3 separate regions of the Mus musculus genome follow, and regions 1 and 2 are each linked to region 3. Evidence: chromatin loops called from intact Hi-C (ENCODE). Cell type or tissue: left cerebral cortex. All regions are shown on one strand.

Evidence for each region. Hi-C counts contacts between places; a loop is a spot of excess contacts. Peaks named below come from ENCODE experiments on the same cell type or tissue, not always from the same donor. Only the 100,000 strongest peaks of a DNase experiment are listed, where the experiment ranks them.
Region 1: a loop joins it to region 3, with 3 times the contacts of the local background. A loop is called at or near these places in 5 of 42 quality-filtered maps.
Region 2: a loop joins it to region 3, with 2.0 times the contacts of the local background. A loop is called at or near these places in 2 of 42 quality-filtered maps.

What each region holds. Positions count from the first base shown.
Region 1 is chr3:20,651,754-20,659,753 of GRCm38, forward strand. No RefSeq gene overlaps it. Among named protein-coding and RNA genes, the nearest start is that of Gm31466, 150 kb to the left of the region's middle. In left cerebral cortex, a CTCF peak has its summit at 3,715; DNase peaks (open chromatin) are centred at 3,816 and 4,344; H3K27ac peaks cover 733 bases.
Region 2 is chr3:22,186,676-22,194,675 of GRCm38, forward strand. It overlaps Tbl1xr1 (transducin (beta)-like 1X-linked receptor 1), which reads left to right. Exons shown (of 16, transcript NM_030732.3): 4 at 1,691-1,836; 5 at 3,093-3,315; 6 at 4,240-4,372; 7 at 4,717-4,858; 8 at 5,345-5,408; 9 at 5,495-5,592; 10 at 6,433-6,493. Among named protein-coding and RNA genes, the nearest start is that of Tbl1xr1, 110 kb to the left of the region's middle. In left cerebral cortex, a CTCF peak has its summit at 4,032 (motif pointing left); DNase peaks (open chromatin) are centred at 4,031 and 4,856; H3K27ac peaks cover 300 bases.
Region 3 is chr3:21,555,782-21,563,781 of GRCm38, forward strand. No RefSeq gene overlaps it. Among named protein-coding and RNA genes, the nearest start is that of Gm31610, 70 kb to the left of the region's middle. In left cerebral cortex, no CTCF peak of the experiment used is centred here; DNase peaks (open chromatin) are centred at 2,456, 4,645, 7,344 and 7,818; H3K27ac peaks cover 885 bases.

The sequences.
Region 1 (8,000 bases), 900 kb before region 3:
TTATTGTTCTACTACTGGAAACACCATAGAAACAAATGCTGAAGTTCTACTCTGAGTCCTGATTCTGCTATAATTACTTTGGGGAGGTTATTTAACCCCACTAAGCTTGTGTTTCTACATCCTTGAAATAAATATTGTAATACTGACCTTATATGGTAATTTTGAAAACTAAATGCACAAAAAATTGCATGAAAATGTACTATAAGCCATAAAATGGACAAAGCGGTAGCTTTTTTATACCTACACATGATGTTCCTATAGCATTATACTAGATTCTCTCCAACTGCATGGCACAAAACGGAACACCAATCATAGGCATATTACAAAAAATAGGTTTGTGACTTTTTTAATTTTATATTTTTAATATAGTTTTGCTTTTAGGATTTATTTACTTTTTAGTGCATGGGTATGAATTTTTGACTGCATTTTGCCTATATGTACACCACATGCTTATCTGATATCTGTAGAGGCCAGAAAAGGGCATTTTCTCCCTTGGAACTGGAGCTGCAGGTTGTGAGTCATTGGATGAGGTCTGAGAGCTGAAATTGCACGCTCTTTAAGAGAAGTATGTATTCTTAACAACTGAGCTATCTCTCCATCCCATTAAAAAGATTCATTTAATTTTAATTTGGTGTATGTGTGTGTGTGAGTATCGGTATATGCATATGTGCCCATGGAGTCTTGAAGAGTACCTTTGCTCCCCTGAACCTAGGGTTATATGTCATTGTGAGCCACTCATTGTAGATGCTGAGAATCAAACTTGGGTCCACTGCAAAAGCAGCAAATGCTTTTAGTCACTGGGACCATCACTCCAGGCCCTGGTTTGGGGGTCATTTTTGTATGTGTGTGTGTAAAATAGCCTCTTCCAAGATGGTTGCACTATAATCTTAATGTGTCTCCTCCAATTCATGTATGGGAAAACTTAATCCCCAATACAGCAGATTTGGAGGTCAGCCTCTTGAGAAATGTTTTGGTAATTAGACTTTGTCTTTTTGAGAGGGCTGGTCTCATTAGCTGTGCCATTTTCTTTAAACTAGGACATTCTATCCTGGAGGCAGGAGGGAGAATCATGAAATTTACAATACTCAGGAAGTTCAGAAAGTTACATGATTTTTGGGTCCATCTAAAGGTTTTCCACCAGTAATAACTGCTAGGAAAGAGGGGACTTTTAGTAGAGCTGCCTGTAAGTGGGGCAGGAGCTCAAGGTAAACAACTTTCGAGAATCATGTCTCATACTGAAGTAGATTTTTCCAGTGATATAGCTTTTTTAAGCCACCTACAATATGGTAAGATAGATAGAATATCTTTCTATGCTCTAGTCAGTAATCCTGGTAAATTTCTTATATTTGCCCCTTGGGTGTATGTAATAGTTTCTTAAATCTCTGTTGGTATCATACCCGAAATGAATATGCATTTAATCATATATGCCCACGAAGTGTCAAATTATAGAATGCGTTTGTAGAATTGGCCTTCTTTCTTCTCTTCTGTCCCTTCAAACTCACTTTGCTATCCTGTGAATGAGGAATTAGATCTTCAGATTTTCAGTCTCTAAAGTGGTAATAAATTACCTTTTGCTATTTGTAAACTTCCCAGATGCTGCTATTTTGTTTCAGCACTATGAGTGCAGTCACTTAGGCTTGCTTGTACGGGGTAGGTTCTAATGCTTTAATTGGGAATCTGTGTGTGAACAATGAAGGTCCTATTCCCCCAATTAGTTCTTGATTAATCAATATAGATGCTAATGGTGAATGGCTGGGCAGAAGAGGCAGGGCTTAAGATCCCTCAGGCAGGCTAAGAGACACAGGAGGAGGAAAGGGTTTGGAGGGATGGAGAGTCACCAGCCATGTGACTATTTACTGCTTCCCTAAGCTGGAGATTAGAAACAGAGCTAAGCTGAGGGTAGATGTCTAATGTTGAGCCAAGAGAAGGTAACTGGGCAACTAAGCTAAGGGCAGATGTAGGCTGTTGAGCAGGGAGTAAAGGAAAAGCCACGATAGGTGTGGGAGGCTTAGAAAAGCCAAGCCACTGAACCACACTAGTTGGAGGAGGCTTAGAAGAGCCCAGCAGCCGAGCCATAAGGCAAGTTCAAAATGAGCACTGTGTGTGTGTGTGTGTGTGTGTGTGTGTGTGTGTGTGTGTGTCTTTTATCGGGGGATCCAAGGGAACCATGGTGGTGGCCTGGAGCTTAAAGCACCGTAGTAGAAGGTACACACTACATTTGCCAGAGGCTTTTTTTTTTCTGTTAATAATTAAATGTAGATTACAAATTTCTGCCTTATGAAGCTTATTTCATACCTTAAACCTTACTTTGATTTATTTCATACAAAGCCTAATTTCAAGCGTATGTATGTAGCCTTTCTTTCCATGAATCATTTCTGTATCTTCTTATTCCTTTTGTATTTTTCTACCTTTAGTCTCAGCCTATACCAGGACATCTCTTTCTTCTGGGTGAAAACACACAAGTACAAAGAATAAGAATGAAACAATTTGTTTTTCCCTAGACATAGGAAAAACAAAATCAAAACAAAACAACCTAAAACCAGATTCTATTGATTTGTTGTGTTCCCCACTGCACAAACACCTCAGTTTAGTGTTGAATCCCTTTTAATACATTTTTTTTTCTAAATTTCCCCATGAGAAAATTTCTAAATTCCCTCATTTTTCCAGGTTATGTCAGCAAAGATCTTTACATCACAAAGCTCAGTGCCGTTTCTCTTCTGGGTAAATATATTTCCCCTCTTTTTAGGTATTTTTCTCTGTTTCTAAAACTAAACTGGCAACTTCTGAAGTGAAGGACAAAGCTTAAGGCAAGAGAAAATGGCTTTTGTGTTTATATTAAAAAATCCAATACCTGTTTGAGCTTACTGTGAATGAGTGTGGTTATATGAATGAGAATGGCCGCCATAGAATCATACTTGGATAGTAAGATCTTACTCTTTTTAGCTAAATGGGACTTGAAATTCCCTGGTTTATTTTTATTTAAGAGGCTCTGTACTACTCTTGGAAACTGGCGTTTGCCAGATAACTGAGTTCAGAAGCTGTGGAGAAGTGTCCAGCTCAATGCTTAAGTGTTGTTTTCACAAAACACATAGCTGTGTGTTTGCTGCTTGCTTTGATTGCAACAGGAACCACTTCCCATTGTCACTTAGCTACCGTGTGTCTTTTATCAGGTCAAGAAACACAGCATTAAGCAAAGAAGACCCTAAGCTAAATGTCAAAGATCTGCATATGGAATCTCTGAGATGTCACCTGTAAAATGCAGGCATATTAAAGAGGAAGGGATGCCTCAAGAAATGAGCTCTGGTTACTTCATCTTCTGCTATAATATTAATGACACTTGACCTTCTTAATCTCAATTTTCTTCCTTTTCTGCATATGTTTGGAAAACTAGAAAACATATTTTTTATTTAAGATATTTCCATTCTTTGGGGAAAGATAATTATGTAAATTTGAAACAGAAAGTAATAGACATTTATTTCTGAGCCCAATTTATTTGAGAAGTTTTCTGTTATAGGGAAGTCTGTGAGCACAGACTCTTCAGTTTCCCATGTGTCTATTATGGAAATTGAATTATTTATTTCAATTATGCATTCAATAAAATCACACTCTTTTCAATGGATGTTTTCTTAATGAGGATAGCTGCAGTTTCAGAAAAAGCCTTTCCACACAAACTATCCTGCAGTTTACCAGAATTTGCTGCTGTACACCTTCATCTACTCTAGAGGGCAATAGAGTGTTAAAAATGAAAGATGTTTTCAATGATAAAATCTATAAAACCCTTAAAATCAATCTTCCCATAAAACTGAAAAAGAGGTGGGGGTGGAGGTGGACCTAGCCAGAGAAAGGTGCTCGTGACAGGATGATAATCTCAAACACAAAGTCCAGGGGGAATTAGGCAGCAATTGAAGCTGTCAGCTGAGTAGGTGCATGAAAAATGTAAGAAAACCTCCCCCAAGTTACATAATGTTGAGAACAACATATAAAAGAAAGATAGTAGCAAAAACATAAGAAAATGACAAAACAAAACAGCATCACGATCATACTCCCAATATAGTGGGAACAGATGTTTGAGGTTGGTCATTCTGAGATGATCACTGTGCAGATTATAATGATTCACCTAGACATTCCATGATGCTTAGACGATAGTGACCAGAGGCAGAGGAAGGAGTTGTCTGGTTCTTCATTTGGGATATTTGTACTTATAAACAACCCATCTTTTCAGCTCCATTTCACTCCTGTTCATTCAATTCTGGTCCATGGCCCTGCCCTCTTACTCTAGAGAAACAGGATGCTGACTGGACCCTACTGGCTGAGCTCCCCCTGCCTTCAGCTCTCTGTGCTAGTCTTCACTTGCCATCCAAGTTATTTCTTCATGATTAGTTGTAACTGAACTCTGCTTGTCCTTATGGTGCCATCTTCTCTCACTTTTGCCAAAACTTGCTTAGCTTTTCAACCAGTAAATCTCCCCTTACTCCCTCACACATCTGCAGGTTCATTTCCCTCAATCTTTAAAATATATTTGAGCATTTCTCAACCAACTTCCCCAACTTAAAATGAAAGAAAAAATAACTTTGCCTCTTCATTAAGCAACTGCCTAATCTCTCTCCTCTGTTTTTCCACATCTCTAATAGTAATCTATCATCTGTTTTAATTCACTTTTTAGTCCACTGCAGCCTGACCTTCATATTTGCTGAACTTGGCTTTGCCTGAATCTTTAAAGACCTTTTCCACAAATGGATCTTTTCAATATAATGGAATTATAGATCTTACACTTTTGCATTTGACAATTCACCTTGAACACTCTGGTTCCTTTTCTAAGCAACACTCCCCTTATTCTTCCTGAATATCTCTGCTGCTCAACAGCTAAGTTCTTTCCTATGCCAGATCTCATCATTCCAACATCTAACAATCTTTACTGGTTCTGAACCAACAACAGATAAAGTGAGTTCTCTGAGCCCTGCACAGCAGGCATAATTTTCAGTAACTTACCTGGGCTATAATAGTGAGGCTCAAATATAAGTATTTATAAAATGAATAAATATATCAGTCACTGAAAATAGTTCATTGTTTTTAAAGTTGTTACAATTTGGTACTCAGTGTTTTGTGTGTTTATTTGTAGATGCTGAAAGAAATTAAGCACCTGATGTGTGACCATTGTGATATAGGATACTATAGTGAATCAGGCCAACATGCTTACTGTTTGTGGAATAGCATCATTGCATATGGGTCTTTTGAGAACTTTATATCTTAAAATAATTCACTTTGCTATTCATTATTACAATGGTGAAAATATTTTCTATAAAAGGGTTGAAAATGTATTTGCTGAGTCTGATATTAAGTTGACTTGCAGCAAGTTTTATTCACTTTATTTTGGTCTATGCTGTTCTTCATGTGCAGTCATGCATTTGACCACTTGTGCAGAACCAGATACAGATGATATGCAAAGAAGTCAAGGTGGTCACAGTCTAATAAAAATCCATTTGATAAAAATTCTAATGTTGAATGTTGACCTTAATATGATTTTTCACATGTAAGAAAATGTGTTCCTCCTTTTTCCTCCATTGCTGGTGGGATTGCAAACTGGTACAACCACTCTGGAAATCAATCTGGAGGTTCCTCAGAAAATTGGAAATATATCTACCTGAAGACCCAACAATAACACTCTTGGGAATATACCCAAAAGATGCCCCAGCATGCTACAGGGGCACATGTTCATAGCAGCCTTATTTGTGATAACCAGAAGTTGGAAACAACTTAGATGTCCCACGACAGAAGAATGGATACAGAAAAATGTGGTTCATTTACATGACAGAAACTACTCAGCTATTAAGAATGAGGACAAATAATGCAGGCAAATAGATGGAACTAGAAGAATACCATCCTGAGTGAGGTAACTCAGACCAGAAGGATGTACATGGCATGTACTCGCTAATAAGTGCATATTAGAAAAAAAAAAAGTACCTAATACCCAAGATACAGTCCACAGAACTCAAAAAGTTCAACAAGCTGAAATGCCCAGGTGAGGATGCCTCAGTTCCACTTGGGAGAGAAAAGAAAGCAATCACAAGTGGGGAGGGAGGGAGGGACCTGGGAAGCAAAGTGGACAGGTTTGGGGGGGGGGAAGTATGGGGGGAGAGGAGAACATGATCTGGTATTGGGTGAGGAAAAAGGACTGAATCCCTGAGCATCAGCAAGTAGAAAGAATGGAAAAAGACAACCTCAGGAAATAGGAGGTTGGGGGACCCTCCAGAATGCACCAGGGACCTGGGAGGTGAGAGACTCTCAGGACTCAAAGAGAGAGACCTTAGATGAAATGCATGACAGTAGGAAGAGAGAACTTATATAGCCCACCTCCAGCAGGAAGACAAGACATCAAGTGAGGGATGGGGTTGCCATTACATAGTCACATGTCTGACTTCTTGTCTGAAAGAATTACAGGGATGGAAATGGAGAGGACCCTGAGGAAAAGAAGATCCAACAACAGGCCCAAAGTGGGATCCAGCTCAAGGGAAGGTCCCAAGGCCTGACACTACAACTGAGGCTATGGAACACTCACAAAAGGGACCTAGTATGACTGCCTTCTGAAAGACCCAACAAGCAACTGAAAGAGTCAGATGCAGATATTTGCACCCAACCAATGGACAGAAGCAGCTGACCCCTGTTGTTGAATTAGGGAAGGCTGAAAGAAGCTAGGAGAAGGGCAAGTCTGTAGGAGGACCATCAGGCTCAATTAACCCTTACCCCTGAGATCTCTCAAACACTGGACCACCAAACAGACAGCATAAACCAGCTGATATGAAGCCCCGACACACATACAGTAGAGGACTTCCAGGTCTGTGTTCACTCAGAGTTGATGCACCTAACCCTTAAGAGACTGGAGGCCCCAGGTAGTTTAGAGGTTCAGGTGGGGTGAGGGGGGTGGGGAGAAGGTTTGGGATGTGGTACAGTTGGAGGGTGGATGGGGGGATAGAATATGGAGTGTAAAATATAAATTAATTTTAAAAAGTAAAAGGAAAATGTGTTCCTCTTTTGATATTTTCACAAACATATAAATGTTTATAATTTTCTTAGATTTTTATACACAAATGCATAGTGATTGTATCATTTCTCTTCCTTCTACTCCCCTCTAGCTCCTTCTTATACCTCTCTACTTGCTCTCAGATTCATGGCAGAGATGCAGGTAAAAGCATAAAAACACTTACTGCTCTTGTGGAGGGTCCCTTTGGTTACCAGCACCCATGTCAGGCAGCTAGCTCACAGTTGCCTGTGCCTCCATCTCCAGAGCATATGATGGCATGTGTGTTCTGGACTCCACAGGCATTTGCAATCTCATGTGCAACAGCTCCCATGGATATATGCACATCATATATAAAGATCTTTTAAAAGAAAGTAATTGTAATGTTTTATCATAATTGAGATGTTTTCTGAGAGTTCAGCTTTAAAAAGAGTTTCTATAAAGCACAGAGGTTGAGTCCTTGTTATTTTTGCAGAGGACCCAAGTTATGGTTCCAGTATTCATATCAGGTTCCTCAGAATTTGCCTAGAATTCTTTCTCCAAGGGTTCCAATACCCTTTTCTGGTCTTAGCAGGAACCCACAAACACACACACTACACACACATACATACACATATACACTAAGTATATATCTTAAAACAAATGAAATAAAAAATGAGTTATAAGGACATGTTGAAGACACACTTAATTTAGAAACAAAGGGTGGTGACATCTAACCTCTAAGATCAGAGGGAACTTGGGTACTGATTCCTTACCTCGTTGCCTTTGACCCATTAACTTCAGGTTGAAGAATGACATAATTTATATTTATGTCCATAGACTGCTTATAGTTTCAGCTTTGTATAAGGTTTTCTGTCTTTAAACTCTGGACACCCTGGTCCAGAAGTCATGGAATTTTTTGTGGCTGAATTTACTGATTCTTTGTTGTTGTTGTTGTTGTTGTTTTTGAGACAGGGTTTCTCTGTGTATCCCTGGCTGTCCTGGA
Region 2 (8,000 bases), 630 kb after region 3:
CAAAGGTTTTCCAGGGAGAAGAGCTTACTGAGGGCCTGTGTTTTGTTCCTTACACAGGAATCTCCTGTCTCCATGTCTCCAACTTGATCTCCTCACCTCCCGCCATTTTCCCTAGTGTTTCCAGTGCTTGGTCTTGCCTTTCTGCTGTGTGCCCTGCCAAACTCAGGACTTTGGAATTTCTGAAGGATAATGTTTCAGGATGGTGTCTTCCATCTCATGCCACATTTGCCTCAGCCACCTTTGTGATCTCTAGTTAAACACAAAACTCTTAAATATCCTTTATCACAAGCTAGTCTGTGGGTAAAATCATGAAGTTAAAAGCAAGATTTCTGAGAAATGTCTTTCTCCCTTCTCCCACTGTGGGCCATTAAGGCAGAAGTAGAAGCTTTGAGAACACAACCATGCATACATTAGCCACCCCTGAGCCTTTCCCAGTCAAGTGGTATCTGGAATCATGCAGTCTTTTAAAACTTGGTAAACTGTTATGGAATTTCAGTAAAGAGAGTGACCACCCTGTCCATTACTGGAACTTCACTTTGCTATCTGGACCAGATTTTTGTAACAGTATGAATGAGGCTAATATCAAGAGATTGGCTATGTACCCTCATGTTTTTAAGTATTTTTTCTTTAATTATTTAATTTTTAATTACTTAATTTTGTGGCCCAATCCTCCACTGGAATATGGTCGGTAGTCTGCTTGTCCCCTGAGTGCTGGAACTAATTGTTAAAGGAGGCCTAGGAACTGTACTTTCATCTTGTAGTTCTTTATTTAGAGCCGGGTGATAGAGGCACACAACTTTGATCCTAGCACTCAGCAGTCAGAGGCAGGCACAGATTTCTGTGCGTTTAAGGCGAGTTTGTTCTGAAGAGTGAGATCCAGGATAGCCAGGGCTATACAGAGAAACCTTATCTTAGAGAAACAACAACAAAAACTTTAGATGAGTTATTACGTAAAATAGTAATATTTTTTTAGTCACTAAATATATATAAAAATAATGTATGAATTCAGTTACAATTTGATGTATATTTCCTTTGGAAACAGTTTCATACAGCCCAGGTTGCTCTTACGTAGTCAAAGATAATCTTGAAGTCCGATCTTCCCACCTGTTCACTTCTGCGTGCTGGCAGTATGGGTGTGCACCATTGCACACAGCTTGGCAGTGTTGCTCCCAGAATCTAAATGCATGGTAGGCAGGCACTGCTGGCCCACTCACATCGGCTGCCCCAGGCTGCGTTATTTTGTCTTGTTTGTGTTGTTTTCTAGTTTGGATTTATTTCCTAAGTCTTTTTTTTTTTTTTTTTCAATATGCCACAGAACTATGATGTGTCGCATGAATCTTGGTTTGCTTTTGTCTCATGAGGCAGGTGAAGTGTGTTGTAGCTCACAGCTTCTCAGGGTTTGGCATTTGATGCATTTTCTTGAGGAAAGTTGTATTACTGTTGTACAGTTAGAAAACCTGAAGACATGCAACCCATTAGAAGCCACATGTACAGTAGCCGAGAGCAAGGGAAAGTAAAAGGCTGGCAAGTTTCTCTTTTAATATTTTTATTTTCAATCATTTCTTAGTTGTCCATTTACACCGTCAAGTGATGATATGTAATTATAAAAGATAACAAAGTTTTTTCTGTTTGTAATTTAATGTGATGTTACTAGCAACATAAGTTCTCACAGTGTTTCCTTTGCTTTTAGGATTTTCTCATTCTGCGTTTACCTTTGGTATAGAGAGCCATATAAGTCAGTCCAACATAAATGGTGCCCTGGTTCCACCCGCTGCACTCATCTCTATCATCCAGAAAGGCCTGCAGTATGTAGAGGCAGAAGTTAGCATAAATGAGGTAAGGCAGATGAGTTCCATTTCAAACACTGATTCTGATTCTTAAATGTGGTTGTTTATTGAGTATCTGACCTTGACTTCATGGGTTCAGACAGATTAAAATTATTCTTCATAACTGTACTGGTCTTCATACCAGCGGATAATTTCTGTAGACTATTCCTCTGCGTGTGTGTGTGTGTGTGTGTGTGTGTGTGTGTGTGTGTGTATGTATGTAAGCAAAGGAAATCATGTTTAACACATAAGTAATTTGGCTGGAGAGTACTAAGAACAAACTGATGGCAAGGACATAAAAAAACACTGTTAGTTTCATGTACCCTGATGTTGGAAGCCAATTTATTTATAATTGATGCCAACATTGATTCTCAGAGCTTCGTGTCCAAGGTTCATGTGGAAGTAGTGTGTTTATTTCTGGTGTTGGCATGCTACTTGTGCCTGAGGCCATCTTACCTGCTCCCTGATTCTATAAATTAGCTTTGTAGCACAGCCGAGCTCATTTAGTTCTGGACTGTCACTGGGTAGCTGCTGGGAACATGAGGCGCTGTAACAAGGACCTTACAGCCTTTAAAGCATTCATAAGCACACACTGCATGTTCTTTCTGAGTAGAACTTTGTTGTAGCTACAATGTTTAGTGTATGGCCGGAATATGTAGAGGTAAACACATGCCCTCCCCCCCCCCCCCTTTTTTTTTGTAAAAGTAAATGAAAAGATTTTAGCTGTTTAAAGTAGTCCAGTTCCCTTTTGGTATCCTCAGCGGTGGGTTACCACATTGCCACAGTTAGCATTATCTGTGGGTCCCTTCATTTACTCCTAATGTCAAGTTTGTGTATCACACACATCTAGATGACTTCTGTGTATGATCATCCTGTAATGTTTAGAGAAAACCAGTAAGGTCAAGATCTGCTCCCGGTCAGTACAGGTGCTTTCCTTTATTCCAAGGCCTGGATCCCGTGGTATGACATATTCATATTGGTCAGTGTTTTTTACTAACAGCTTTTCTTACCTGGATGTTATACATTATCATTTTATTATCTTTAAGCTTTTGTGAATGGCCTCTTGTATTGGTTTGTCTTTGTGCAGAGTTCAGCAGGACCTCAGTGACAGTTGGTGGCTGTTTGCATCTTTGTCATTCTTGCCCCCTTCCTCCTTCTTGCTCACGTTCACGGTTTCCTTAGAATGAAGTTGTTCATTTTGTTAATGGAATGTTTGTTAACCTCATGACTACATCTCATTTTTCTTTCCCGGTTTTCCAACCCCAGGATGGCACCTTATTTGATGGTCGACCCATCGAGTCTCTGTCCCTGATAGATGCTGTTATGCCCGATGTAGTCCAAACAAGACAACAAGCCTACAGAGACAAGCTTGCACAGCAGCATGCAGCCGCAGCCGCTGCCGCTGCTGCCGCCACTAACCAGCAAGGATCTGCAAAAAATGGAGAGAATACAGCAAATGGGGAGGAGAATGGAGCACATACCATCGCAAGTGAGCCGAGAATGCTTGGAGATGCTCAGCACACACTACTGTTCTCCATTGCCCCATCCTTAGAGCTGTACTGATAGCCAGTGTTTGTCTTTACCCCCCAACATGCTTCGCTTAGTCAGGGTTTCTATTCCTGCACAAACATCATGACCAAGAAGCAAGTTGGGGAGGAAAGAGTTTATTCAGCTTACACTTCCATACTGCTGTTCATCACCAAGGAAGTCAGGACTGGAACTCAAGCAGATCAGGAAGCAGGAGCTGATGCAGAGGCCATGGAGGGATGTTCTTTACTGGCTTGCTCAGCCTGCTCTCTTATAGAACCCAAGACTACCAGCCCAGGGATGGCACCACCCACAGTGGGCTTTCCCCCCTTGATCACCAGTTGAGAAAATGCCTTACAGTTGGATCTCATGGAGGCATTTCCTCAACTGAAGCTCCTTTCTGAGTGATAATTCCAGCTGTGTCAAGTTGACACACAAAAACAGGCAGTATAGTGCATCACACAGTTCATATTTTCTACCTAAGATTCTAAAAAGCTAAATACACTGAATGTTTGTTTGTTCCTAAATGTTTCTGAAACCCCTTTCTACTCTTAAGTGAACATTGCATCTGCAGTTGATTTCTAAGTAAAATTTCTAGTAGTCCCTGTTATAAACATCCAGCAAGGCTCTGATGGTGAGCAATAAAGATGACTCATGCTATAGAAATGATATCAGCAACCCCTACTGGCAGAACTCAGAATAGTATTGTTACAGGCTGTTTAATTCAGCCATGCTGAGGTATAGCCCTTTTTCCCCCTTTCTTTTTTTTACCACTTCCACATACACATTCTCTGGGCATAAACACTCACACTTTTAAAACTAGTACAGCCATACTTGCTAGAAATGTGCTTACCTTCTGACAGAACTGCTACTTCTCATGCTGCAGATAATCACACTGACATGATGGAAGTAGATGGGGATGTGGAAATCCCTTCCAATAAAGCGGTTGTGCTTCGGGGCCATGAATCTGAAGTTTTCATCTGTGCCTGGAACCCTGTTAGTGATCTCCTGGCATCAGGGTAGGTTTTTCAAAGAGCTTTCTAGCTGTTGAGTATTTTGTTGTTTTAGACAGGATTTACTCTGTAACCTTGCCTTGTTGATGCACTGTGTCCTGGGATTATGTCACGTGCAGCATGACAATGGCATCTAAGAATACCTCAACAAAAGGACTGCTACATAGATTTCACTTTCCGGTCATTTTACCTTAGTAGGTTAGTATTATTACTTGGTAGGAGCTCTAAAAGAGAAATATTAGAAATGTTTATATCTGGTAGTCTACTTCTTATTCAGGTGTTAAATGTATGGCTTGGGTTCTGGAATGCTTGCTTATATGAAGACTTAAGCCGATTTTTTGACTCTGAAGGTCTGGAGACTCCACGGCAAGAATCTGGAACCTCAGTGAGAACAGCACGAGTGGCCCTACGCAGCTCGTGCTTAGACACTGCATACGGGAAGGAGGGCAGGACGTGCCCAGTAACAAGGATGTCACGTCTCTAGATTGGAATGTGAGTGTTTTGTTCTTGCATAAATGGTCTGTGAATGAAGACATTTGAGGACTTGGCATTATATAATCTTGAAATTAGATCCCAATTTTAGCTTCAATCTGGCCCCATATTCCTAAAATCCTAATCAGAATTTAGGAGTGAATTGTAGGCTTTGCTTTTTACTTCTTATAAAAAGCATTCTCATGGTATCATTTTTATGTTGTCCTTCCTGGTCTACACTTGCCCCATCCTCACTCATGGTCACCTGTGAAAATGTTCTGCATAGGGACTGCAGTCCTGCTCCACAGCACTTCCTGCCGGTGCACACACTGGGATTGGCCTGTCCGAGAACACCGCCTTCATTAGGGGGTGGGGGTTTGCCAGCCTTTGTTGGCACTTACACATAGATCAGGGTCTTTTGTGCCTGGGACTTAAACAGGCAACATGTGTGTAGTAATTAAATGGCCTTTTGAGTTGTGTAATAAACAAAATGTGTTTCTCTGCCAGAGTGAAGGTACACTTCTAGCAACTGGGTCATATGATGGATTTGCCAGAATATGGACTAAAGATGGTATGACATTTTCTAACTTTATTGATGTTCTAAATTTAAAAGTTTGAAGTAATTTTAATGTGTGTGTTTGTTTGTTTTTAATTTAGGTAATCTTGCCAGCACCTTGGGGCAGCATAAAGGTCCTATATTTGCATTAAAATGGAATAAGAAAGGAAATTTCATCCTAAGTGCTGGCGTAGATAAGGTAAATGAACATTCAGCCAAGCTCTATCAAGAATATATTTGAAAGTAATATTTTTTTCTTTCCTGCTAATCACTGAAGCAGACTTGAGTTCGTTCAAGCATGAATTTGTCACAGTACTAGAAATGTCTTATATTGTCTACTTGTTTTCCTGAGTCTGCTCATTGTATCTGTGTTGCTATGACCGTTCCTCATTTTCTTCTGGGGTTTGACTCTCGTGAAGCATGGAATGAAGTTCTTGGTGCTTCTCAGGCTTTCTCAGGGGCAGCCGTGGCTGTTTCCATCAGCAACGCCCAGGCTCTTAATCAGTTGGGTAGTGCTGGGGAAGGAGACAGGAACTGGCTGAGACTCATATTTTCAGTGAACACTTTTAAAAGGGAGATGAAGGATTCGGGAAAAGCCAGCACTTGGCACTTTCATAAGCAGTTTCACGACCTGCTTTAAGTGGTATCAAAATGTAAACGGCCTTTGGGGGCGGGGGCGGGGGGTTCATAGGAGGTCCAAGTAAAAGAAATCTTTTAGTGGTGATTTTACTATAACAAGCACTTTCCTCCTTATAACTCCTGAGCTGGAAAATCTTGCACCATTGCAGTGATAGCCATTAAATAGTCTAATTCAATGCAGACTCTTTGTTGACAAACAAGAGTTGTTGTAGGAAATAAGTTGGCGAGAAACCACCACAGAAAAGTGAAGCTGCATCATGATCCTTTTTCCTGGGCTGCTGTGAGGAATAAAAACATTGCCTGTGGAGTTCACTACACAGCATCCTTCCGCCTTGATACAGTCAGGTGTCCATTCTGCTGTTCAGACACTCTTTAACTTTTCTTCTCCTTTTAATCTCAGACCACCATCATTTGGGATGCGCATACTGGTGAAGCCAAGCAGCAGTTTCCTTTCCATTCAGGTAAATCAGCTGATGAGCGAGCTCTTCAGAATTCACGCAGGGCCTCAAGGATCAGGCAGTGTTCTTGGTGCTGGTTTCTTGGGAGGCATTCCATAGCTTTCTCCTCAGAGGATCAGCAGGGTTTCTTTTTGTTTTTGTTTTTAAGATATGTACCCTAAGAAAGCAACCAGGTTGTGTAATTAGAGTGCGATGTAAAGTTGGAAGATGGAGCGAGGGTAGCACTGTAGAGTCGAAAGATCTGGCTATAAATGTACTTTCTCCACTTGATAAGCTCTCAGGTCACTTCACCTTTATAGCTACACTTTCACTATATGTAAATGAGGGCTTTTGATAGCTATTTATTTATTGCAAGGACAAGAAAAAAATGCCTTGGAATAAATTAAACTGCTTACTGCTCACATGTTGCTGCCATCTTGTGCATTTTAGATTGATTTGTCTAGGTCTGACCTCTCTTGTCTGTGAAATAAAGGATGGGTATTCTCCGTGTCTCTTGGGTTTCTTCCTGTGTGATGTACAGGAAGTACCCTGGGCATGCAGCTCAGTGCCTTCATTGCCTTCAGCCTGGAACCACAGTGTCTGAGAAGGCAAGGAGGAACCTCTTGCTATGTAGGCTAGCTTCCGACCCACATCACTGCTCCTTCCTCTTCCTCAGCCTCCAGAGTACGGGGAGTGTAGGTGTGCATCATTGTGTCTGGCTTCTCAGGGAATTTCTTGATGGAAGGAAAGGCTGTCAGGGTAGTAGTTTTAGCAGTGCCAGATAATACTTGCTGCTTTGAGACTTGTGCTCTGAGCATTTACCCTGTAGCTGACCACGAGGCTGTAGTTATCATCTTCATGTTTTAGGAATGAACAGCTATGTACGAAGAGCCCGAAGTGAGACCAAGCAACCCAACTAGGCGAAGAAAGTAAAGTGGTTTGCAGACAGTGTTAAGAGTGTTTAGAGTCTCCACACTAATGCGCTGTTTACCTCTTCTGCACTTTCAGCCTGACTTCTAGTCCTTCCCCAGCTAGAGTTTTCCTCCGTCTCTGGCTAGCACCACATGTTTCCTCCTCCTTCTTAGAAGTGATATAAAGTTAAAGGAGTTGGGGGTGGGGGGAATGCTTAGCCACAGTGGAAAGAAAGACAACCGTTGGAGGTATTTCTCAGTGTGTTCTCTCAGACTTTGAACCAGAGCTTACTGAGAAATAGACTAAGCCTGTTTGTCTGTTTGACCTTGCCCCGTGTATGCAGGTGTGTGTTATGGGAGCTGGACTAAGGGATAGGATACTCGTTCAGATGGGGACCAAAAGACAAGGAAACAAGAACTTGCTAGAAAGGAGTTAGCTAGGGGAGGAAGAAGAAGAGTGGGAAGGAACTGAACTGTTTTAAATAAGTTGTACTTTAACAAAGTTCTGCTGAGGAGGAGTTGAGATATGGACTGATTGTATTTATCTTGAAGTGATTACACATGTATACACATGGAAACCATCGCACTGAAGAGAAAGGTGCACCTGTTAGCATCAGGCT
Region 3 (8,000 bases):
ACCCACTCCCACTTTTTGGCCCTGGCGTTCCCCTGTACTGGGGCATATAAAGTTTGCAAGTCCAATGGGCCTCTCTTTCCAGTGATGGCCAACTAGGCCATCTTTTGATACATGTGCAGCTAGAGTCAAGAGCTCCAGGGTACTTGTTAGTTCATATTGTTGTTCCACCTATAGGGTTGCAGATCCCTTTAGCTCCTTGGGTACTTTATCTAGCTCCTCCATTGGGGGCCCTGTGACCCATCCATTAGCTGACTGTGAGCATCCACTTCTGTGTTTGCTAGGCCCCGGCATAGTCTCACAAGAGATAGCTACATCTGGGTCCTTTAGATAAAATCTTGCTAGTGTATGCAATGGTGTCAGCGTTTGGAAGCTGATTATGGGATGGATCCCCGGATATTCATGCCTTGATTCTTATGTTCTATTCTGCACATGACAAATTACTGATTTATATTGTCTGAGTTAGGGCTATTACTATTGCTATAATAAACCTTAATGACCAAAAGCAATTTGGGGAGAAAAGGGTTTATTTGGCTCCCACATTATAGTCCACTACTGAAGGAAGTCAGGACAGAAGGTAGAGCAGATCCGGAACCTGGAGGCAACAGCTGATGCAGAAGTTGTGGAAAGATGATCCTGGCTGGCTCATTTCTCCTGGCATGCTCAGCCTGCTTTCTTATAGAATCCAGGACCACCATCCCATGGGTGACCCCACCCACAGTGTTCTGGGCCTCTCCCACTGGTTACTAATTGAGAAAAATGTCCTATAGTTAGCTTGTGTGTGTGTGTGTGTGTGTGTGTGTGTGTGTGTGTGTGTGTGTACATTGTCATAATATATCTCAGCATTGTGGTGCACACCTATAAACCTAGCACTCAGGAGTTGGAGGTAGGAGAAATCAGGAGTTTAAGATCATCCTTCACTATATAGAGAAAGTCAAAGCCAGACTCAGAGATCTTGTATCAAAAAAATATAAGAAAAAGGCATAAGGAAACATTATTTTTTATTGCTAACCCCATCCCCACAAATTAAAAAGACAAAAAAATTGTCAAGTACCCAGAAAACATTTAATTAACTTATAACAATTATTTCTTTATTATAGTGTTTAAAACTCATTTATTTATACAGTTAAATGTAATTAAGAATTAAAAGTTGATGCTTTAAATTCAGCTTTAACTATTTTCCAAAGTTTGGAACTCATATGTAAAACAGACATGTTTTTGTGGGCATTTGCAGAGCTTTAGTGCCACAGGTTACAAGTGAGAAGTAACCTGACCATTTATCTAGTTATGCAAGGCAGTTAATAGTAGGCAAGGCTTGTACAGCACTCAAGGAACATGACTGTATCTCTAAGCACAATGGACATTGGCGGGAGAGAGGCAGCTTCCTCCAATTCAGCCATGTCTCCAGTCTCATTCTGGACTACCTCCCACATTCTGGGGTTGCTTACTTGTTGTAAGAGATCTGACTCCCCACTATATGCAATGGAAGATGGCTCTTTCTTCTGTCAGACAGAGCCAGGAGAATCCAATGTTTGAGCATCATGAATGAAGTTGTGTTTGATGACATTCCTCCCTTGTCCCTAGAGGATTCGTGTCATGAAACCAGCATGCACGCTGTCTAGCACATTCCCATTCATCAACTGGAGACATAAAAAGTTGGGTATCTCTAATGGGAGGGTGGCTTGTGTGTATTTGTATGTCTGTGGGTGTGGTGTTCATATGTGCACACTTGCATGCAGAGGCCGGAGGACAGCGCAGGGTATTATTCGTCAAGTACCACTGACATTTGCTTTGACAGGGTCCCACAGGCTGCAGCTAGGCTGGCTGGTGGATTCACTTGCTCTTGCCTCTGAATGTGCATTTTATATCCTGAGCACTGGGGTGCCATAATACCCAGCATTTTTTTTTTCTGTAGGTTCTGGATATCAAACTCAGAGTTTGATTTTTTGTTGTTTTTGTTATTGTTGTTGTTGGTTGGTTGGTTGGTTGGTTTGGTTTGGTTTGGTTTGATTTTCTGCTTATAGTATAAGCACTCTACCACTTGAGCCATCTCCCCAGGACCTGGAAGGTAATTTGAGTCTTTGCCAACAAAGTATCATTTGGTTAATGAACTCACACACATGCACACCTGATTTATAACAAAGATGTGATTTCCAAAGCCCAGGGGTTTAAGAATAATTATCCTAATTAAAAAGAATAGAATAATTTCTACCCCTTACATCGTGGGCAGAACATACGTCATGCTCACTGCTGATCAGTCAACAACATGCTGGGTCTCCGCCATTTTGCCTTAGTCATACTGAAGCTGTCTCTGGTGTCATTTTTAAAAATCTGACTCTTTCTTTCCCTAGATCCTAAACCCTCCACATTTTCCCACACAGGGTACAAACTCTATTGCCTCTCCCATCCCCGTGCTCTCCGCCTCATGAATTTTAGAGTAGCAGGCAGCGTGCCATCGACTCTGAACCCATCTGGAAGCACTGCAAATTAGTTTTGTGTGAAATGTGAGTGCAGAACCGAAAGCCAACTCTGACTTTATATTTTATAATGAGACTGAAATTTGGCCCGCATTTGCTAAAAGCCATGCCAGCATTTGCTACGGGCCCGTGAGCAAAAGAGTCCACATTTGTTGAGAGCGAGGAAGAAGTCAGGCCTGTCTCCCAAATGTCACTTTGAACATTGACCCTGGGAAAAAAAAATGAGCAGAAGGTGATGCACAAGATCAGTGTGGAAGTAGACAGAATCCTGCCTTTCCATGAAATTGGGTTTCAGCCCATCCTCTCTCCTCCAAATGAACTCCAGGGACAAATGAGCAGCTTTTTTGTGGTCATCGTGACTCTAGAGAGCAGCAGTTAGTCTGTTTTCCTGAGAATTCACCTGCCAAGTTTTGACCAAATTAGATTGCAATGGAAGGGACTCCCCTTTCCCAGTTATGACACTGACCTCTATGGAATAGAGAGGCAGATTCCAAAATATCTTTTATCTGTCTCTAAGACACATATGATTCTCCCCCTGTGTCTGACCCTGATGTTCTCACAGAGAATGACCCCTGTCATGTTTATAGCTTAATGAAGTGTGTTGTAGTCATATTTCTCTGATCTGGTGTAACTTGAACCAGGAACAATTATAAAGCAAGAAACTATAAGCAGTGAACTGGTATGTGATATGTGTGGAAATTTGGGATGGGCAATATGACTAGCCTTATGGCCTGAGTTTGTTCCCTGAAACCTACATGTGTAAGCAGAGAACTGACTTCCAAAACTTGTCTTCTGGCGTGCGCATACACACACCCCTTGTCCCCCCCTACACACACACACACAAATATGCATACACCATGCACACACAATAAATAAATAAATAGGGGGAGGTTGTATAAACAAGAGAAAGCATATCATCTATGCAAGCTGGAAACTGGTGGACATAATGCAGAGGAGAGGTCAGAATTAACCAGTTGGAATCAAAATGAAAATATACAAAAGAAACAACACAAAGTACAAATTTCTAAATGATGAAACAAAATAAATTCTTTTAAGGTTGCAAACAAAATGGAGAAAGAAAGACATAACAGAACTCAGGGCACAAGCTTTTGTTCTCTCAGGGCTCTTTATTTAATGAGTCAGCCAGGCACATGAAAAGTACCAGCCTCAGAGATGGGTAACAGAAAAAAGAGCCTTATCTCTCCCCTGGTCCCCTGCATTGTCTCCCAGCTAACAGCTCAGTGATGCTCAAGCCTATAGCACATGTGCCTCTGCCAAACACCACACATCCTGAACTTCATGGACACCCATTCCCATAAGAAAATTAGTGTTCACTCAAAAACAGGCCAGCACAAAGATGCAACAAAAGGGTACAACCGGGTTGACATGAGTTCAATCCCTAGAAGCCACAAAATGAAAAAAAAAAAAGAGTGATTAGCTCTACCAAGTTTCTCTTTGACCTTTGAATGCATTCTGTCACATGAACAGTCTCCTCACTCCATCTGTCATACATACATCATATACTCACACAACAACAACAATAATAATTTTAATTATTTTGACTCTCAAAGTATATGTGTGTGTAATTAATCAAACTTCCCTCCTTGGGACCTTGAAAGGCTTTCTATTCCTATACTATATTTTTATACACAACTTTCTGGCTATGCTGTGCAGTTGTTTATTCACATGTGTGCACATGCATGTGAAACATATAGGTCAACCTCAGGTATCATTCCTGAGGAGTCATCTACTCTATTTTTGAGCTAGAATCTTTCACTGAACCTGGAGGTTGCCGAAAACCTAGTCTGGTTGTAGAAAAAGCTCCAGCAACCTGTGTCCTCCTCCCCAGCAATTGAATTACAAGGCTGTGCTACCATATCTGCCTTTTAAAATGTGGGTTCTAAGGATAAAACTAGGCCCCCACACTTGTTAGGCAAGCATTTTACCAAAAGAGTGATCTTCCCAGCACCTTGTTTGTCTCACCTTGTCAGACACGGCTGAAGAGCACCAAGCAGTACTTAGTTCATTGCTTCGTGAGAAGCTAACAGAAGCTAACACAGAATCTGAGTTAGAGGGAGTATTTCCCTTGTTACTCATCCATCTTTGCTATATCTCTGTATCTTCCAAGGTCCAAGTTTATTTATGGCTGAGAACAGAAGGACAGAGTTATAAAATGAAGGGGATTCATTTTAGCATCACTCTGCACCCCCTCCGTATACCTCTGCGTTATTAATTTATTCCACAAAGGAAGGCACAAGGCACTTTGCTAGTTTTAGGACCCAGAGTACAGATGAAATGAACTCTGTCCTTCGGATAAAATCATTGCAATAACTCAGAAGGATATTTTGCCTTGAGAACAACTTAGAAGCATAGTGAAGGTGGAGCAGAAACGTGTGGGTCAGGAATGAGCACCAAGTCTTCTGTAGATCCCATTACCCTTGGAGTCCCAGGCAGTGTGGAAGCATGGAGATAAAGCCTGATAAGCACACCATCTTCCTGACTCAGGGATGCCTAGCAAGTTTGCCTGTACACAGGCAATACTCTATATGGGCTGCACAGATAGGTTGGACCATCCTTTAGCCACATAGGCGAAGATGTAACTATGGATAAACATGAATGATACCTATTTCTCTTAAAGTTTTATCCTGCTCCCCAGATGGACTTCTTAGTGCAAAGGAACCTCCCAAGAGGGAGGCTAGGCTGAGAATCTCTCCTTGTATCGTCTGAGTCCCAAGAAAAGCAGTCTGCTGAAACAGAAATTAGATGGGCACTGAGCTATCTGTGTGTTTTTCTCAGTGTCTAAATAATGTCTTGCACTGTGATTGTTCAAAATAACCAAATTAATAAATAAGTGCATAAATAAAGAGGTGTGACATGATAAGGCTAGATGAGAGACACTCACACATAGACCACACTCCTACCATTTCTTACTATGTTGAAATTTCCACCATCGAAAAGGACTTTGTTCTAATACTTCCTTGCCTTTGAACTCAGGCACACTGAGATGTGGAGGTGCTACAACACTTGTCTTTTAAACATATGCTGAAAGTATGCTGGGAATACAGAATACACCATTTACTTTGGCCAGTCCTAAAGTGAAATATGGCTTTCTAGAAGTGAGCCAGTTGAGCTACTTACATTCCATATGAACCACAAAGCCTACTACTGAGAGTTAGTCCTCATTTTCAACTTGACTGGCCTTAGAGTCACCTGGATGGCACTCTTGTGAGTGCAGCTGTAAGGTGTTTCCAGAGATAATTAATTGAAGAGGGAGTCCCATGCTGAATGTCATCCCAGGGGGTTAAATTGTGGAATGAATAAAAAGAGCAAAAGGAATAAGCCAGCTGGGCGGGGGCATCACTCACCCCACTGCTGCTTGCTGACCTGCCCCATGGACTAAGCTGCTTAGGAGCAATGCCTTCCCCTCCAAGATAGACTGCTTCTCTGTAACAGTCAGCCACAACCAATTCTCCCGGCTTTAAGTATTTAATATAGAGCACAACTGCCCTTCAGAGGAACTTTGAACCTGTACACAAATAAGAAGACATAGGCAGGACTGTTTAGTGCTTTTAGAAAGAAAAGGAATAGGTTTTTTTTTTCTTTTTGTTTTTTTTAATGGAAAGAAGGAGGAAGTTGAGAGGGAGAGAAAGAGGGAGGGAGGAAAGAACACAGTTATAGATGTCAACGTCTATTCCAGCTTCTATGACCAGAAGTGTATTTTACAAGTTCAGAAAGCTGAACATGGTCATGCTCATGTGATCCCAGCATTTGAGAGGTACAGAAATCCAAAGCCACCATTGGCTAAGCAGAAAACTTGAGGCCAACCTGGATGACAAGATGCTATCTCAAAAAAAATTAAAAATAAAAGTCTCATAACTTACTCAGTAGTTGAAGAGAAGCTAAAGAGAGTGAAGAAGAGGAGGAGAATAAGAAGAAATAATAAAAGCAACTGAGATGGTTCAGTAAATAAGAGTACTTGAAGCCAAACCTTATGACTAAGTTCAATTCCAGGAACTTACATAGTAAAAGGAGAGAACCAACTTCCATAAGCTGTACTCTGACCTTACATGTGCACCATGGTATGTTTACACACACACACACACATACACACACAAATAAATGTAAAAGTTTTAAAAATAAAAGTGATGTCAATAATAATAGGATATAATAGGAAACACAAAAGTGAATCTAGCATGTTCATCGCTTTACTGAGGATGATGGGAGATGCTTTCCCAGCTGTGTGTCATAGGAAAAGCAAGGATTTGTGAGTCGGATATCTAGGGTTTGACTTACTCCAAAGAAGATGGACAGTTTGCATACGAAGATGACTTCTGAAGTTTCTCAGAAGTCACCATTACTAGCCTTTAAGATCACAGCCTATACACTAACAAATCTAGTTCAACTGTCCACCTTCAATAACCAATTAAAAGAGCCAAAAAATTAATAACAATAACATTGATAATAAAAGCAAAGAGAAAGAGAGGTATATTTAAACTGGCCACTTGCGAAAGAGGGATGAAGAGATCCAGTGAAACTCTCCCTCATCATCCTGAAATGAGATAAACAAATGGCTATGGACAGGCTGTCCTATGTCTTGTCAAGGTGTGGTTTCAGCCTAGTTGCAAGGGTTTCATTCTTTCAGAGAGCTAAGTTTCCAGTCCGGCTGGCATGTTTTGTTCTCCTACTGTGGGGAAATTCCCATTTCTTAGGGTTCCTGTTCCAGTGGTTTGATAGTCATAGAGAGACATGGGTATCTCTTTAGGACACCTTCAGCTCTGCCAGACACATTGCATCATGACTTATGCAGTGGTCTTTGGTTACCATCTCATTCATGAAAACCTGCTAATGAGGGGTGGAGCCTAGATCCAAACCATATGCTCCTTGACAGCAGAGTGATTAAGAACTTCCCTGGGCCAAGATGTACAAAAACAGTGTAGTGTGGCATATGAAAATGTCCTTTCGGCAGTAGAGTGCCTTTGCTCAGAATATTCTAGAAATTTAAGATTCTCTATTCCCACTAATGTTGAAAGGAAGCTCCAGGGCAAGAACTAAAATAAAATAAAACCTCTCACCCACATTACAAAGGAAATGAAGGAAAAAACTTTATGTATTTAAACAGTAAGAAGTTAACCAGTTCCCAAAGTTGAGTAAATTTGTTTCAATCTTACAAGTTTGACCAAAGATCAGTTAAATAACAAGTAAAAATTCTCTGTAGAGATTTTTAGAGATGACTAGCAGAATGCCGTATGCCACTGATACCTGTGTTTCCCTCAGGCCTAACGAGTCAAGAAGAAAACCAACCATGCTTGCCAAGTTCCCTTAATTTCCCACAGTGGAACAATGTCTGCTCAAGGAGCCTCTGTCCTGAAATGACTCAAGGCCTTCCTCCCTTGAGCAAGCACAGAAAAACATGGGGGGAGGGGACCCACATGCCAGAATCTTGCTAGCCCATCAAGGGCCTCATTATATAAACAGTAATGAAATGACTGGGGTTGATAAGTAACTAAACTTGCAGGTAAGTGTTCA